Linked DNA regions of Homo sapiens: all the other regions are linked to region 1. Evidence: chromatin contacts called from ENCODE Hi-C or POLR2A ChIA-PET data. All regions are on one chromosome and are shown on one strand. The core of a region is the stretch at or near the end of the contact, and the rest is flanking DNA. Distances in the headings are between cores, read along the strand shown. Region 1 holds the start of QPCTL (glutaminyl-peptide cyclotransferase like). Region 2 holds the start of BBC3 (BCL2 binding component 3). Region 3 holds the start of PRKD2 (protein kinase D2).

The links. A loop is a pair of places that touch in the nucleus more often than their neighbours do. ChIA-PET counts read pairs that join two places held with the same protein, here RNA polymerase II (POLR2A). Pooled maps may share reads with other maps.
Region 2: a loop to region 1 is called in a pooled map, with 2.8 times the contacts of the local background. The contact joins the promoter of BBC3 here to the promoter of QPCTL in region 1. A Hi-C loop is called at or near these places in 6 of 50 pooled maps. POLR2A ChIA-PET finds 5 or more read pairs at or near these places in 2 of 52 experiments (H1 and OCI-LY7).
Region 3: a pooled map shows a loop between it and region 1 (11-fold over the local background). The contact joins the promoter of PRKD2 here to the promoter of QPCTL in region 1. A Hi-C loop is called at or near these places in 5 of 50 pooled maps. POLR2A ChIA-PET finds 5 or more read pairs at or near these places in 3 of 52 experiments (B cell, activated T-cell and endothelial cell of umbilical vein).

Annotation. Positions count from the first base shown.
Region 1 is chr19:45,691,416-45,694,177 of GRCh38, reverse strand. QPCTL (glutaminyl-peptide cyclotransferase like) reads right to left here and starts at 1,512. Exons shown (of 7, transcript NM_017659.4): 1 at 1,268-1,512; 2 at 622-765. The coding sequence starts at 1,474. SNRPD2 (small nuclear ribonucleoprotein D2 polypeptide) reads left to right here and starts at 2,225. Exons shown (of 3, transcript NM_001384647.1): 1 at 2,225-2,291. The coding sequence starts at 2,290. RefSeq lists enhancers at 805-1,355, 1,881-2,010, 2,021-2,150, 1,969-2,689.
Region 2 is chr19:47,229,766-47,232,527 of GRCh38, reverse strand. It overlaps BBC3 (BCL2 binding component 3), which reads left to right and starts at 1,329. Exons shown (of 4, transcript NM_014417.5): 1 at 1,329-1,599. RefSeq lists enhancers at 1-62, 1-112, 822-941 and silencers at 1,082-1,311, 1,452-2,171.
Region 3 is chr19:46,715,778-46,718,539 of GRCh38, reverse strand. PRKD2 (protein kinase D2) reads left to right here and starts at 1,426. Exons shown (of 18, transcript NM_016457.5): 1 at 1,426-2,409. The coding sequence starts at 2,170. LOC107987269 reads left to right here. Exons shown (of 4, transcript XM_017027568.2): 2 at 38-187; 3 at 564-741; 4 at 1,363-2,006. The coding sequence ends at 1,729. RefSeq lists an enhancer at 131-180 and silencers at 1,301-1,460, 1,481-1,530.

The sequences.
Region 1 (2,762 bases), core at 263-2,762:
AAACTCCTGATCTCGAGGGATCTGCCTGTCTCGGCCTCCCAAAGTGCTGGGATTAGAGGTGTGAACCACTGCGCCTGGCCTTTAAATGACTCTTCATGCTTTCTGGAAGACAACAGATACATTACAGCACCAGCTCGGAGCCAACCTGTTTGGGTTCAACTCTAGGTCTATGATTTTCTAAACATTGGGTCTCACTAGGTTGACTAGGCTAGTCTCAAACTTCTCAGGTGATTCTTCCACCTTGGCTTCCCAAAGTGCTGGGATTACAGGCATGAGCCACTGCACCCGGCTAAGGTCTACTACTTATTATCTGTAGGATTTGTGCAATGTGTATAACCTCTCTGAGCCTCAGTTTCCCCATCTGCATAATGAAGATCATATTGGTACCCACCTTATAGGGCTGTCTGTTGCCTATGCCTAGCACACAGTAAGCTTTTGGTGGGGGCATTAAGGGGGGCAGTACAGCCTGGTGGTTTGTTACCAGCATGGAGTCTAGAGTCCGATTAACTCCAGTCAGAGCCCCAGTTCCTCCTCTTAGCTTCTTTGGGATCTTGAACAGGATTCTTATTTCCCATTCCCTGGAGGGCTAGGGGGTCAGGGACTGGAGGTGGGTCCCTTTACCTTTCTGACTTGGAGATTTCCCGGGCTGCCCGGGGTTCGCACAACCAGCAGGGGGCGCAGATAAGTGCTCCAGAGACGCTGTGGATCCAGTTGTCCCACCACCCTCCGCAGCCGGGCTTCGGGGAGGCTTCCGATCAATGGGACCTTGGGAAGGAGGTGGGATAGGGAAGGGAAGAATGAGAGCAACCCCCCCATTTCAACCCTACCCCGGGCGCCGTCACCCGCGAGGAGCCCCGGGTTCTCTTCCTAATCTGCCGCCTCCAGCATCGGAGACTTCTAGGATAAATCCAAGGCTCAGGAAAAGTCCTTCCAAGACCATCCGGTCCAGCCTACCTCAAACTTGATGGGGAAATCGAGGCCCAGTGAGAGAGAGGGGAGATGGAGGAAGGGACTCTTCCAAATAGTTGACTAAAGGCGTAGAACCCTGAACCCCCCCGTCTTACTATTTCAGACCTTTCCTCTTAAAAGGAAGCTACTGTTGCAGAACCAGCCCGAAGCCTTATTCCTTTGGTAAGGGTCATGCGCTCAGATGACGAAGACGGTGGCATCTGCGGTTAGGGCCGTACGCTAAAGCCACGTCAACCCTGGGTAACAGCGGGGAGGGAATGAGGGTCCCCGCGGTGCCCGGGTCCCCGCCCAGCCTCACCCGCAGCTCCCGGCCCAGCGGCAGCTCCTCAGTCCTGCGGTGCCAGCCGCTCCAAATGGTGTAGAACGCCGAGCCCACGGCCAGCGCCAGCAACAGAGGCAAGAGCCGAACCCGCGGTAGCAGGCGGCGCTTCGGCGGCAAGAGTGGCTCCATGAGGCCACGTTCCCCCAGCCGCAGGCGGGGTCGCCCGCGGCCCCCGGAACGCATGGCCGCTTTGCCCTGAAACCTGTACCAGACCACGGATTGAGTTTAGGCCCAGCCAAGTTCCTCCCCATGGAATCGGTGGGCCAATAAGCAACAGCTGCGGCTGCACCAGCCCACCCCACAGCGAGCAGCGAAACCAATAAGAACTACGGTCCTGAGGACACGCCTCCCAGCCTCCCTTAGGTATTGGGGTTGGTTCCCCTGAGAATGGCACGACCCAAATGGGAGCGCAAGAGAAGTAGGCTCCGCCTTAGCGGAGGAGGGAAAGCCAATGAACAGCGTTTGATCATGGAAAATATTCGATCTCCCGGGCGCAGGTCCATGCCCCTTCCGGATGTAGGCAGGGGATTGGTGGCGCAGGGTCGGAAAGATCAGTAGATACGTCAGTAACGCGTCCCAGAGGGAAGAGGGGCGGTGCCTGTCTCCGAAGCGAGGAGCGGATTGGCTTCACGGAGGCCGCGCCCCCGAAGTCACGGCCGGCGGGCATTTGGAAATAGCTTGTCATTTCCCTCCTTCAACCTGTACCATTCTTCAAGAAACGGTTTGAATCAGACTGCCTTTCCTTTTGTCTTCATTGTCATAAACATCTGCCCCCGTGTGGTTCTGACTGGCCGCGAACCCCTACCCGAAGCTTTTATTCCATCATTGTGCACCGTTGGTGGGGAATGCTGTGGCAACAGGCCACGCCTCCACTTACTGGTTGGCTTTGCGCAGGCGCCAACGGAAGTGGGTCGCAGGAAGAGGAAGTCCCGCCTCTCTCTCCTCAGGCAGCAGCAACGCGGAGGAAACGGGAGTGAACGGAGAGCGTAGTGACCATCATGTGAGGCCGGGCTAGGCTTAGGCGGCGGGAATGAGGTTGAGGGTGGATATTTGACCGATTGAGTGTGGGAAGGGTTGAGCAGAGCGGGGGGGGCAGGGGCAGATGTTTTAGGGATGCAGCGTCCTGCTTTTCTCCTGATGAGTTTGAGAACGGGCGTGGGGCCTTTGACGCATCGTGACTTCGGGAGAGGGGACAGCTTTATCAGATAACGCCCTGGGCTGGGCGCGGGGGCTCATTCCTGTGATCCCAGCACTTTAGTAGGCCAAGGCGGAGCATCGCTGGAACACAGGAGTTCGAGACTAGCCTAGGCAACATAGCGAGACCCCCGTCTCTACAAAAAAAAAAAAAAATTTAATTATGAAAAACATGTTTTAAACGATAACGGGAGTGGTCCTAGATAATTAGTCCTATTGAAATGAATGTTAAGGGGCAGCGATTTTACGAATACTGGGGGAGGCCGAGCGCGGTGGC
Region 2 (2,762 bases), core at 80-2,579, 1.5 Mb before region 1:
TGCCAGATTTGTGGTGAGTGTGGCCAGGTGTGCATGCTCCGACGTGTGTGCAGTGGGCCAGTTAGCAAGAAGCTGTCACAGGTGTGACTTTGTGACATGTGTGGGTGGTCAGTTTCTTCTATGTCTGATTTGGTTTGTGTCTCTGAATGTCAGTTTCTTTCCTTTATTTTTATTTTTAAGACGGAGTTTGCTCTTGTTGCCCAGGCTAGAGTGCAATGGCACTATCTCGGCTCACTGCAACCTCCGCCTCCCGGGTTCAAGCAGTTCTCCTGCCTCAGCCTCCCAAGTAGCTGGGATTACAGGCATGCGCCACAACGCCCGGCTAATTTTGTATTTTTAGTAGAGATGGGGTTTCATCATGTTGGTCAGGCTGGTCTCGAATTCCTGACCTCAGGCAGTCCACGCACCTTGGCCTCCCAAAGTGCTGGGATTACAGGCATGAGCCACCGTGTCGGGCGAATGTCACTTTCTGATAGTTTTAATGTGTTAGCTGTGAAATTGTGTGAGTGCATTTGTGTATGTCCCTGTGGGAGTGTGATTTGGATTTGGCCGTGTATCCAGGTATCCCTGTAACAGGTGTCTGTGTGTATGTGTGTGTCCCCTGTGCCTATCAGCAAGTTTGTGTTTCCTGATAAGCACTCCGCCTATGTCTGTGTGGTTGCACCACCGTGTGTGTGGTGTGGGTGCCTGTTCGGTAGGGTTGTTTGTGAACACAGTTTGTGGGCCCAGGTGTGATCATCAGTGTGGGTGTTTCTGCAACTGTGTGTGGCCCTGTCATTGTGTCCGTCTGCTTGTCCAGGGGACCCTGTTAGTGAGTCTGTGCATTTCCGTCTGGGTGTGTGTAAGTGTGAGCCCCATCAGTATGTGAGTGTGTGTGCTCATGCCCCTGTCCATGGTGTGGATTTGCGAGACTGTGGCCTTGTGTCTGTGAGTACATCCTCTGGGCTCTGCCTGCACGTGACTTTGTGGACCCTGGAACGCCCGTCGGTCGGTCTGTGTACGCATCGCTGGGGGTGTGGATCTGTGGGTCCCAGTCAGTGTGTGTGTCCGACTGTCCCGGTGTCTGGGCGATCTCCCCACACCCCGCCGCACAGCGCCTGGGTCCTCCTTGCCTTGGGCTAGGCCCTGCCCCGTCCCCCGCTGCAGGGAAACCCCCGGCGCGGAGGTAGGGGGGGGCGCGGCGCGCGCCTGCAAGTCCTGACTTGTCCGCGGCGGGCGGGCGGGGCCGTAGCGTCACGCGGGGGCGGGGCGTGGGACCCGCCGGGCGGGGGCGGGGCGGGGCGGGGCGGGGCGGCTTTGGAGCGGGCCCGGGATCCGCCGGGCGGCCTGAGACGCGGCGCGAGCCACATGCGAGCGGGCGCCTGGCGGCGGCGGCGGCGGCACCAGCGATCCCAGCAGCGGCCACGACGCGGACGCGCCTGCGGCCCGGGGAGCAGCAGCAGCCACAGCCACAGCAGCCGCCACTGCAGTTAGAGCGGCAGCAGCAGCGACAGCCACAGCAGCAGCCGCCGCGGAGAGCGGCGCTCGGCGGGCGCGCCCTCCTGAAGGAAGCCGCCCGCCCCCCACCGCCGCCCCCTCCGGCGTGTTCATGCCCCCGGGGTGAGTGTGCGCGCCCCGAATCCTCTCCGGCGGCGATCGGCCAGGCCGGGTGGACTCCCTGGAGGAGGTGACAGGAGTGCAGGCGGAGAGCAGTGTGGGCGCCCTGCCTCCCCACACCGCGCCTCTCCAAACCCCGCGAGGGACCCTGGGCCAGGGTCGCCGGGTGAGAGGCGGCTCGGCGTTGGGGCGCCGGTCTGGGCGCACAGGTGCCTCGGCGGTCTGGCGGGTTTGTTTACAAACAATGGGGTGCGGGCTCGGCAGCGCCCCCTGGCGGCCAGTGCGGCCCCGGGGAAGAGGGTCGACCCCAGGGGTGCCCCAGCCCCCAAAGTCCGGGAGGGGCGGGGGGGCGGCACGGAGGGGCGGCCACACCCAGGGCGCGCGCCCGCTGGGGGCGGCGACGGGGGGCGGCTCGCGGGCCGTGGAGTCTGCGGCTCCTGCGGGCGGGGGCTGCGCCCCAGCAACAGCCGGTTATTGGCCCCGCGCTCGCCTGGCGGGCGGGGCGGGCGCACGTGGCGGCGGTGGGGGGGGCTGTGACAGCGGAGGGGGGTGTCTGGGACCGCCGTGGGAGCGCGCGTGTGCGGGGTTGTGGATCTGCAGGTGTCTCGCCTGGGTGTGTGCGCGTGTCTGGCTCCGAGTTTGTGCTGGGTTCTGCAGGGAGTGGTGGTGTCGATCCAGAGGAATGTTGGGGTTTCTGACCCGTCGGGGTGTCTGCGTGAGTCCCCGCGCCTGTTTGTGTGGGGTTCTGTCTGTGGGTGCCCTGCTTGTGGGGTGGGTGGACCTGCGTGTGTTGTCGGTGAGAGTTGTCTGTGTGTGCTGTTCCGGGATGATACTGGGGGTCTGTGGTGCCTGCGTGTGCTGGGGTGTGGAGGTTGTAGTGTGTGTGTGTTGCTGGAGTGAGCTGTTTGTGTGTTTATGTGTGTGTCTTGCCCGAGCGTGCGATATGTGTGCTTGTGTCTTGCCTGTGTGTTTCTGTCTTGGCTGAGGCCGTCTCTGTATCTCCGGGGCATGTGTCTTTTGCCCAGCGTTTGTGATGCTGCGCCTGCTAAATGCAAATGTCTGTTTTCTGTCCAGGTGTCTGTGTGAGTTGTCAGGTGTGAGTGTGTGTGTGTATGTATGTGTGTGGTGGGGGGTTGTTTCAGTCTGGGTTTGGCTTGTGTGTCTGG
Region 3 (2,762 bases), core at 177-2,676, 1.0 Mb before region 1:
TTGGGTTTTCACTCCAGCCTCAGACTTCCTTCCTCAGCCCCAGCCCCCGGATGTGGTGACAGAATCGATACTGTACCGACCTCAGCTACCCCCAACGGCCGTACACCAGGAAGAGGGGCTCTTCTGGCAGCCCCCATCCTCAGCCAGCCCTGCCATTTCCAGTCCTGCCAGCATCCCAGCCAGACAGGTGGCCCTTCTCTTAGAGCTCAAACCTAGGCCTTGACTTGTCAATCAAAGGGGTGGGTGGGGCAGCTTCCCTCAAGCAACTTCACTCTGGGATCTTGGGCAAGACGTTTTGCTTCTCTGAGGCTTCAGCTTATTCTGTGTAAACTAAATGGTAGCCACTATTTGATTATTAGCTGGGGAGGAGAGATCAAGCCTGACCCCTGTAGCGGCTGGAGTTTTACAGCAGGGCCCACCCAGCACCCAGTAGGTCCTCACAGATACTTGCTGGGTGACTGAATGGGTGTGCCCACCCATCAAAGCCTGAGTGCTGGAGGTGGCCACCCCTTTCCGCGTATTATCAGAGACAACCACCTCTTACTGAACTGCTGCGTTTCCAGGCACCAGTATACCATGGCATCGGCTCCCACCATCCCATGTGGGGTCAGTCCTATTACAGTCCCAACAGATGGAGGGACTGAGGCTCACAGAGAAGCCACTCACCCAAAGTCACATGGAGAGAAAGACACGCACACGTACTCCACATCCCCAGGAGACACACTCTGCATCTATGAAGTGGTATGGGTGTGCTGTCCTCCCTCGGGGCAGCCCCACACTATCCTAAGGCGGGGTTGGGGTGGGCGGGGGGATGGACCCTCCCCACCCATCCAGTTAGCGCCATGCACCTTGCCCACCATCGCTGGAGACAGACCTAAGGCGAGCCCCTTCCTACCCATCTGGAGGCCTCGGTCTTTCCATGTGTTAAATGGGCTGGGGCCGGGGGACGCTCTGCAGCACCCCCTTCCCTGGGCTGGGACGCGGCGGGGAGGGCAGGGGTGACGCTCGGAGAACAGAGAGGCCGAACCCAGAGAGCGGGCCGGGACCTGATACCGATTTCCCACCCGTCCCCTGCCATGGGCGCCGGACGCCTGCCGGAGAGGGCTCCCCTCCTTAAAGGGCCAGTGGCCTCCAAGCCCGACGCCTGCGACCGGCGGTGGGTGATAGTGTTTCCCCTCCCTGTCCAGCCGAGGGAAAAGTTAACTTTCCAGGCTTGGCTGTGTTCAGGGAAGGAACTGGTCTCGCCTGCCTGCCCTCCATCCCTCACACCATCCCTTGTCCCGGACCCTGGAGGCGGAGGTCCAGCCCCCAACTCGGAGGCCCCGGGCCCACCCTCCCCTTCCGCCCCCGGCCCCTCGGCAGGCTCCGCCCCTCTCTGACGTCGCCGAGGCCCGCGCCGATTGGTCGACTGCACTGTCGCTCCGGACACTTCCTCCTGGGCCGCCGCCGCCGCCGCCGACTTAAACTTTGGAGGGGGAAAAAGAGCTACTGGCGCCTGGCGACCCTCCCTGCCCCCCACCCAACCCCGCTCCGGCAACGCCCCCTTCCTCACGGCTCCCGACCGAACTTTTCTCCAACTTCTGCGACTCGTGAGATTCCCTTCTACCCACTCCGGCCCTCGGGACCCCTCTGCCCATCCCCTGGCCGGTCGGGTCCCTGCGAACCCCTTTATCTCTGGAATCCACTCGGTCCCCGACTCAGAGACTCCTGCCCTCCACCCCCAAGGTGAATTCCCCCGGGCCGCCTTCTGAGTGGGATCCTCTTCTTGGAGCACTGGATCCTGGGATTCCCTCTGCCCCCTTCTCAATCCCTCCTCTAGGGAAGGGGCCTTTGAATCGCGGGCTCTCCTGATCCCTGTGACCCCGACCTACTAGATTTCCTCTCAGGCTTCTTGGAATCTCAATCGCTGGGACCTCCAACCCACTACTTTTCTCCTTTCTGATCTTCTGGGAGCCCTGGATTCCGGGCCTCTGACCCACTATAGTGCCTTTCTCTCCTTCCCAGGACCCCGCCATCCTCAGGTCCCCTCCGCCTGCCAGATCTTTTCTCGGATCCCCGCTCTCCCACCACCTGCTCACGAGATCCCGCGGATCTAGAACCCAGGGTCCCCCGGGGCCCCCCGGCCGGGTCCCGGGTGGGCTCCAGGCGGCCGGTCCCCGGCCTCCCCCCATGGCCACCGCCCCCTCTTATCCCGCCGGGCTCCCTGGCTCTCCCGGGCCGGGGTCTCCTCCGCCCCCCGGCGGCCTAGAGCTGCAGTCGCCGCCACCGCTACTGCCCCAGATCCCGGCCCCGGGTTCCGGGGTCTCCTTTCACATCCAGATCGGGCTGACCCGCGAGTTCGTGCTGTTGCCCGCCGCCTCCGAGCTGGCTCATGTGAAGCAGCTGGCCTGTTCCATCGTGGACCAGAAGGTGAGGGCGCAGGCTCCCTGGATCCAGCTCGGGGAGAGGTTGAAGGAGGGGGCGCTGGCAGAGGGGTCTGGGGCCTGGTGTGCGGAAGAGGGAGGAAGGAGACCTGAGCTTTGGGTGATGGAGGGATAGGGGGCATTGCCCCCCTCCATTGCCCCTCTCCCCACCATCCCTTTGAGAGAGGACTGGGCAGGGGTGGGGTGCCCCAGAGGCCTCCCCAAATTTCATGTCCCTGCATGTCGTTGTTTTCTGCAGCAAACAGGGAGGAAGGGAGGGGCCAGCCAGGTGTAGAGAGGGGAGGAAGGGGCAGCAGATGTCGGCGGACCTCCACGTCCAGGCCCATCCCGGGCCTCCCA